Linked DNA regions of Homo sapiens: region 1 is linked to region 2. The links are chromatin contacts, found by Hi-C or POLR2A ChIA-PET in ENCODE. All regions are on one chromosome and are shown on one strand. The core of a region is the stretch at or near the end of the contact, and the rest is flanking DNA. Distances in the headings are between cores, read along the strand shown. Region 1 overlaps ME3 (malic enzyme 3). Region 2 overlaps ME3 (malic enzyme 3).

Region 1 (3,152 bases), core at 100-2,599, 110 kb before region 2:
TTGTATGTTAACCCACATGTCTCCTCTAGTAGACACTTGAGGACAGTGACCAGGACCTGTTCTGTTCAACAATCCCCAGTGCCTAACATGACAGTCCTGGCCCAAAGTAGGAACTCATGGGTGTTTGTTGAATGAAGGAGAAGAGATTGTCAAGTACACAGTAGGGCTCTGGGTCTAGAGGCACTAGGCAGATCACAAAGCAGTACTGGGAGACTGACCCCTGGACAAACTCAGACATAAGGAATGGGCACTGGGAAGCCCAGGCCTCTGAAGAGCAGAAGGCTGGGACAGAAGCACCATCTAAGGGGCTTGCTGCCTTTGCGCCCTGCCATTTGATGGTGGGAGCTATTGAAATATCCTCCCTCTGATGCCAGTAAATTTCATCCTGGTAACTTGGGCATGGCTGAGCCCATGGGTAAATAGAGTTCAGTAGCTGAACCAGAGATGATCATTCAGGAAAGCTGATGAAATAGGTAAAGTCAGGAGTGATAGGTAAAAGATTTAAAATGGTTCGGCATAAGCACTGACCAGTCGAAATGGTCACAGGTCTTTAGTGCTAGGGAAGGGTCTTGAGGCCTCCTACTATTCCAGACATTAACCCATTGGTTGTTAGATCTTGAGGAGATCCAAAGGTTCCCTGGGAGAATCCAGAGCAGGTGGGGACTACACCTGACTTGGAGAGGTCAGAGCAGTGGCCCTGTAACAGATGAGACATTCAAAACTAGTAACAATAGTCAGGTCCCTACCAGCATGTCCTCGCTGAATTCCACAAGGGTATTAGGTTAAAATATGACTGTGAGAATCAGCCATTTTTCAAAAGCCGCCTGTCTTATATTGAGAGTTTTGTTAAAACCAGATAATATAATCTGTAACTCTATTTACTAGACACACGGAAACTGTAACTTCTCAATGTGGTAAGAATGAATAAGGGCCCCAGCATCAACTCCTCTGACTTGTACATGTTGTACAGTCCCTACTCTTACCTTCAGACCCCTCATATACCCCATGACTTTTTTACATACACAGAACAAGCATCTGAGTGCCGATTAGCAAAGTTTATTTCTTTTGTAGAGAAATATAAGTTCTCACACTTCCCCCTTAAGCCCTAGTGAACTGTCTTGTGCCTGTCCTATGTTGGAGGCCGTGGTGCAACTACAGTGCCTTCATTTCTGCTTTGCAGACTTGTAAATCTGAGGTTGCCTTAATATTAGCTTCAGGATGAAAAGTAGCTTCAAGAAGTATTATCTTGTAATCCCTGAAATTACCAGCTGCTAAACAGTCATCCCTTTTCCTCAAATACAAAAGAAGGTGGCGGCAGTCAGCCAAGAAAAACATTTCTCCTTGTAGAGAGAAGTGGACTGTTCTGAAAAGCCACAGTGATCATTAACAAAGATGATGTCATAATTAGATACCTGGGCCTCCCTAAGGTGCTCTGAGCCAAGGAAAGATGATCATAGTCTTTACCGAGGCAGTGAACAGTCGCCTGCCTAAAGGCTTTTGGTGAAAGTGCCCAGTCTCTGGCACTCTTTTATGATAAGTTGTCCTTATTACTTTGTAAAAATACAAAAGAAGCCCAGTATTCAAAGTTTTACAGATCCCAAATTACAAAATAAAGAGGAAATTGGGAGTAGCCAAGGAGTCTAACTTTCATTCACTCTTTTCCTCCCTTCCTTCCTTCCTTCCTTCCTTCCTTCCTTCCTTTCTTTCTTTTCTTTCTTTCTTTCTTTCTGACAGAGTTTCACTCTTGTTGCCCAGGCTGGAGTGCAGTGGCATGATCTTGGCTCACTGCAACCTCCGCCTCCCAGTTTCATGCGATTTTCCTGCCTCAGCCTCCCGAGTAGCTGGTATTACAGGCATGCACCACCATGCCTGACTAATTTTGTATTTTTAGTAGAGATGGGGTTTCTCCATGTTGGTCAGACTGGTCTTGAACTCCCGACTTCAGGTGATCCACCCGCCTCAGCCTCCCAAAGTGCTGGGATTACAGGTATGAGCCATCGCGCCTGGCCACTCTTCTTTTTTTATCCACTCCTTTCTCACAACTCCCCTGACACCCCACCACATTTTCTGAGGTCCGTCTCACCAACGTCCTGGGAGGATGTGTACTATAGTGGCAAGAATACAAATGGTTTTATCACTTACCTCTAGTCAAAGAAAATCATCAGGAAAAAAATTATCACACCAAATATACTTATTTATTATAAAATGCATCCTGGTTTAAGAAGCAATAGAGTGTGAAGTAACAGCCGTGGAACTTCAGGAGCATTATGTAACCTCTCTTGCTTAGCCTTCTCATCTGTAAAGGGAAGGTTGTAAAATCTTCCTCACAATGTGGCTGTAAGGAAAGTATAGAATAAGATTAGATATTCATTAAAGTCTCTTCTTTAGAACTGATGATAGCAATACCTCTAAGGTGAGGATAATCAATATATGGGTTTGGATCTCCCTATGGTTAGTAATTCCCTATCAAAGGGGTTGTAATAATTTTGGATGAAATCATTTTGAGGTGGCAGAGGAATGAAGGGAGCTCTGATGCTCCCTACCTTTGTGAGTTTCCTTTCCCCAAGGAAATCTGGGGGAAGCTGCCTGTCAACAGCATAATCGAGGTCTCGTTTATCACCTGCACAGTTTTCTTCACTTTTTGGAGGAAACTTGCATTATTTGGGACTCAGTATAGATAAAAGGCTTAACCAGAGTTGCCCCAGCTATGATCAGCCTTAAATTCAACAGGGGTTACATTAGCAGGCCAGCACAGTCCCCATGGGGATTCTGGCCCCTTCCTTCTTGATGTCTGCTGTCCACGGAGCCACTCAGGGGATCACTATTGTCAGTGTTGCTAGGGCCTCCCATGAGAAAGCTGAGTGTGTTCAGGAGCTCCAGTGCCAGGGCAGCCCTCACTCCAGCAGGGCCACCCTGAGTTCTACACAGAAAAAGTCTCTGTTTTTCACCATGTGTTGCACCTTCTCATCTTGGGATAAAGGTGGGGCTGCACGTGTCCCATTCTCACAGTGTCTCTTATGAGAACAGTTCCTGCAACTTCTTCCAGCAAACATTGTCTCTACAGGGCTTGATTGTGACCAGGTCAGAGATTCCATGACATCTTATTCCCCATCTCTCTCCCCAGCATTCAAACTAGAAAATGCTGGTCTGTG
Region 2 (3,367 bases), core at 633-3,132:
GGCAGTATCTACTGTAGAAAGGTAATTCTTATGGATCGTGGAAGCAGGTGTGGCCTCATAGCAGAGGTTGTTCTGTCCCAATAGGGATCCAGGCCTCCAAAGCCACCGTGGCCAGACCCTGACAGAGCCTAACTCTTTCTGTCCTTCTTGCTGCCTGGGTCAGAAGTTTTCCCTTACCTGATAAAGCAGTAAATTCTTTCCTCCAATAATCTATTGTTCAGCATGGCAACTCCTTTAACTTTGTCAAATCTGACTATTAAAAGCAGAAACTACATTTTCAGCATGTCCTTTTGTGCTATTTCCTGAAGCTACAACCTCAAGTACTCAGTTTGCAGGAAATGTAATTATGGAAATCTCCCTCTGGAAAAAAAAACTTCTTTTTCTTTTACCATGAATAGGAACAACCTGCCACACTTTCAGCTGCCCATGGCATTTATGGGCACAAGTCATGTTCCAGCACATCCCTGGACCCATGGGCTTCTCAGAGTGGTTACCTCGAAACAGCTAAGTAGCTTCCTTTCCAGTTTTAAACCCCTAGTGCATAGCCCAAGAGCACCCCAAAAATGCAGGTTAATGATGGAGATAACTTTATTTGCCAAATTTTGTAATTTGGAGCTTAAGAACCACTGTTTTTCCTCTTGAGTTCTGGCCTGTACCAAGTGCAGAAATAGCTTCCCAAAGGAAAAAAATGGGCAACAGTACCAAATGCTGCTGAGAGGTCAAGAAAGAAGAAGGCTGAGAACTGATTACTGAATTTGGCCACCTGGAGGTACTTGGGGACCCTGACAAGAGGTGGGTCAGTCATTTGATTGGACTGGGTTTCATGGGGACCAAGGAGGAAGGAACTAGATGCAGTTAATATATTCAGCTCTCTAGAAGAGTTTGCCTATAAAGGAGAGTAAGAAATAGGGTGGGACATATAGGACCAAGGGAGGGCCTTTTAAAGATGGAAGTTTTACAGTGTATTTGTATGCTGATGAGAATGATCCAGTAGAGAGGGCAAAATTGAATATGCAGGAAATAGGAGTGGGAATAATGGGACAAGTAGGCAAAAATGATGGGATCCATTAGACAAGTGGTGCTTTAGCTAGAAGCAGGGAGGCATCGATGGTAACAGGGGGAAAAGCAAGTACTTGGACATTGGAGGCAGAGGGTCTGAAGACTTGGTGGTGAAAGGATTCAGAAGTTCTGTCCTGATTAGTTCCATTTCCCTTGAGCGTCACTCTCCACTTTTAAGGGCAAAAAATAGGAGCACAGTAGTCCCTACTTCATGGAGTTGTTGGGAAGATTAATTGAGCAAATCCTGTGCTGGTAAGCACACAGCACAGAGCCAAGGCCACAGTAAGAGTGATCAATAAATGGCAGCTGACCTTGCATCCTTTTATTGTAATGTGTGACTCTTTCCCATCAGATTTCCCATTGTTCTGAGCTCCCCTCCCCTTCCAGAGGTACAGCTGAATGTTGACATCTACTGCCTAAGTTCACTTCCCTCTGCCTCTGCTACCACCCTGCTCCGTCCTTCCCCAGAGAAACCCCATAACACCTCTCCTGCTGCCTTCAACTATAGTCAGGAAGGGCTGTCTGAGCAGCAGAGATCATGAAGGGATGGAAGCAAACCTGGGAAGGAAACCCCCAGGTTTCCTTGCTTTGGGTGACTGACAGGGCCAAGCCACCTTTCTCTGTCAATTTCCTCATCTGTACAACTGTTAAATGCCATGATCTCCAATCCCCATCCAGCACCGAATTTCTGTGAGGAAGCCCAGTTATTCAACCTGCAAATAACCCCAGAAGACGGTTGACACCCAAAAAGAAAAAGACCCATCCAGAGTGTAGTGTCTGCGGGATCATCTCTGATGGAATACCTTTGGCGCCATCTGGTGGCAAATGCTTTGCGCAACCCCTCCTTTCAGGGAGGCAAAAGGCTGTCCTGAAACAGACTCCGATGAGCAGAAAACTCCCGCTAGCCAATGGCAGGAAACTAGTACCTCACCTAGAGAGGCCATCTAGTTCAGTGCATCTCAAACTGGAATGGCATACAAATCATCTGGAGATCTTTTTAAATACAAATTCTGACTCCGTAGAACTGAAATGAAAGAGAGTTTTATGGGCGGAGAGTAAGAAGTATGGAGTTACTTGGAGGGAGGCAGAGAAAATAGGGAGTGCCACATAATAAGTGGACTTTGGAGAAAATTAAGGACAAAGGGGATTTGGGGATTTCAGAAGAGGGTCATACAATGCAATTCTCCTCGCCCTTTCTTTAAGTGATTTAAATACTTATTTAAACTGCTTGTTGATACTTCCTTGGATGTCAGCTTGGTGTTTCTTTTGAATGCAGTACAGTGCTGAGCCTGACCATGATATAGTCCAGCTTCATTCAGGTTAGATAAAAAAGTAGATATGGGAAAAGGAGGCATGGTTAAGGATGCCTGGGGTAGCAAGGAATGTCTTGCTGATCATTTGGGCAGTCTTAAGGAATAATGAACTGCAAAATGGTCTTCTAGATAGGTAGAATAGCAGGGGAAATGTACCTAAGTATAAACATGCATGATATGTGTAGGGAACAATGAATAAAGCTACTGGTACATGGAGTACACGGGGAGGCACTGCAGAGGTAGGTTGATACTGATAACATACTTTTCTGTACATAAACTAACAAAAAGTATGTCATGAACAACTGTTTTATAAAAGCCATCACACTTGTAATCATTTAGTAATTTCTTTCCTTACAAACAGAAATGAGCTTGGTCTATTTTGTTACCATGGTATCCTCAGTACCTGAGCCTGGTTCATAATTGATGCTCAAAAAATAAATGAATGTAACAATTTCCAGTGATCTCTGACTACCCACTGTGTTCTACTGTTTTGTGCCCAAGTTTTAGTAAACTGGGAGTTCTCTGATGGCAGGGATCATGTTTGATTCATCTGTCTTCGACAGTGCCTAGCATGGTGCCTGTCACTTTGTAGGCCCTCAGAGGGTGCACACTGTGTACTTTGCAGACCATGGGAAGGATGTTAGGAAGTCCCAGTATCCTTAGCCCTGTCTCTGTGACACTGCCAACAGTTCAGCACTCCCTCTAGGCCACAGCTGTGTGAAGACAGGGGTGCCTGCACCCCATCTTCTGAGAAGTATGATCCTGCATAGAGTCCCGCCTTCTGATGTCCACAATGATGAATGTGCACTTATTGGCCACCAACTGTTTGCTGTACCCCCTATCTCAGCCACTGAGCCAAGTATAAATCTAGGAGAAGGCCCACCCTAGAGCTAGCTAAAAATAAGCCACCTGGAAAACTAGAAACAGAGAATATAGAAAATTCACTCATACTCCCACCCTGCAACCATTAGTATTTTGTAAGTTCCTTCTGGATT

What was found. A loop is a pair of places that touch in the nucleus more often than their neighbours do. ChIA-PET counts read pairs that join two places held with the same protein, here RNA polymerase II (POLR2A). Pooled maps may share reads with other maps.
Region 1: a loop to region 2 is called in a map of MCF 10A, with 7 times the contacts of the local background. The contact joins two enhancer-like sites. A Hi-C loop is called at or near these places in 16 of 168 maps with a recorded cell type or tissue (A673, Caco-2, Calu3 and 10 more), 3 of 37 single-sample maps with no recorded cell type and 11 of 50 pooled maps. POLR2A ChIA-PET finds 5 or more read pairs at or near these places in 2 of 52 experiments (HEK293 and Panc1).

What each region holds. Positions count from the first base shown.
Region 1 is chr11:86,565,793-86,568,944 of GRCh38, reverse strand. All of the region lies in intron 2 of ME3 (malic enzyme 3), which reads left to right. Among named protein-coding and RNA genes, the nearest start is that of ME3, 110 kb to the left of the region's middle. Within about 2 kb of position 1,349, at least 8 of the 41 ENCODE cell types and tissues checked have a DNase peak (open chromatin) inside an H3K27ac peak, as active enhancers do; they include endothelial cell of umbilical vein and heart right ventricle, where a contact is called at or near this core.
Region 2 is chr11:86,454,791-86,458,157 of GRCh38, reverse strand. The region is part of intron 8 of ME3 (malic enzyme 3); the gene reads left to right. Among named protein-coding and RNA genes, the nearest start is that of CCDC81, 82 kb to the right of the region's middle. Within about 2 kb of position 1,882, at least 5 of the 41 ENCODE cell types and tissues checked have a DNase peak (open chromatin) inside an H3K27ac peak, as active enhancers do; they include endothelial cell of umbilical vein and heart right ventricle, where a contact is called at or near this core.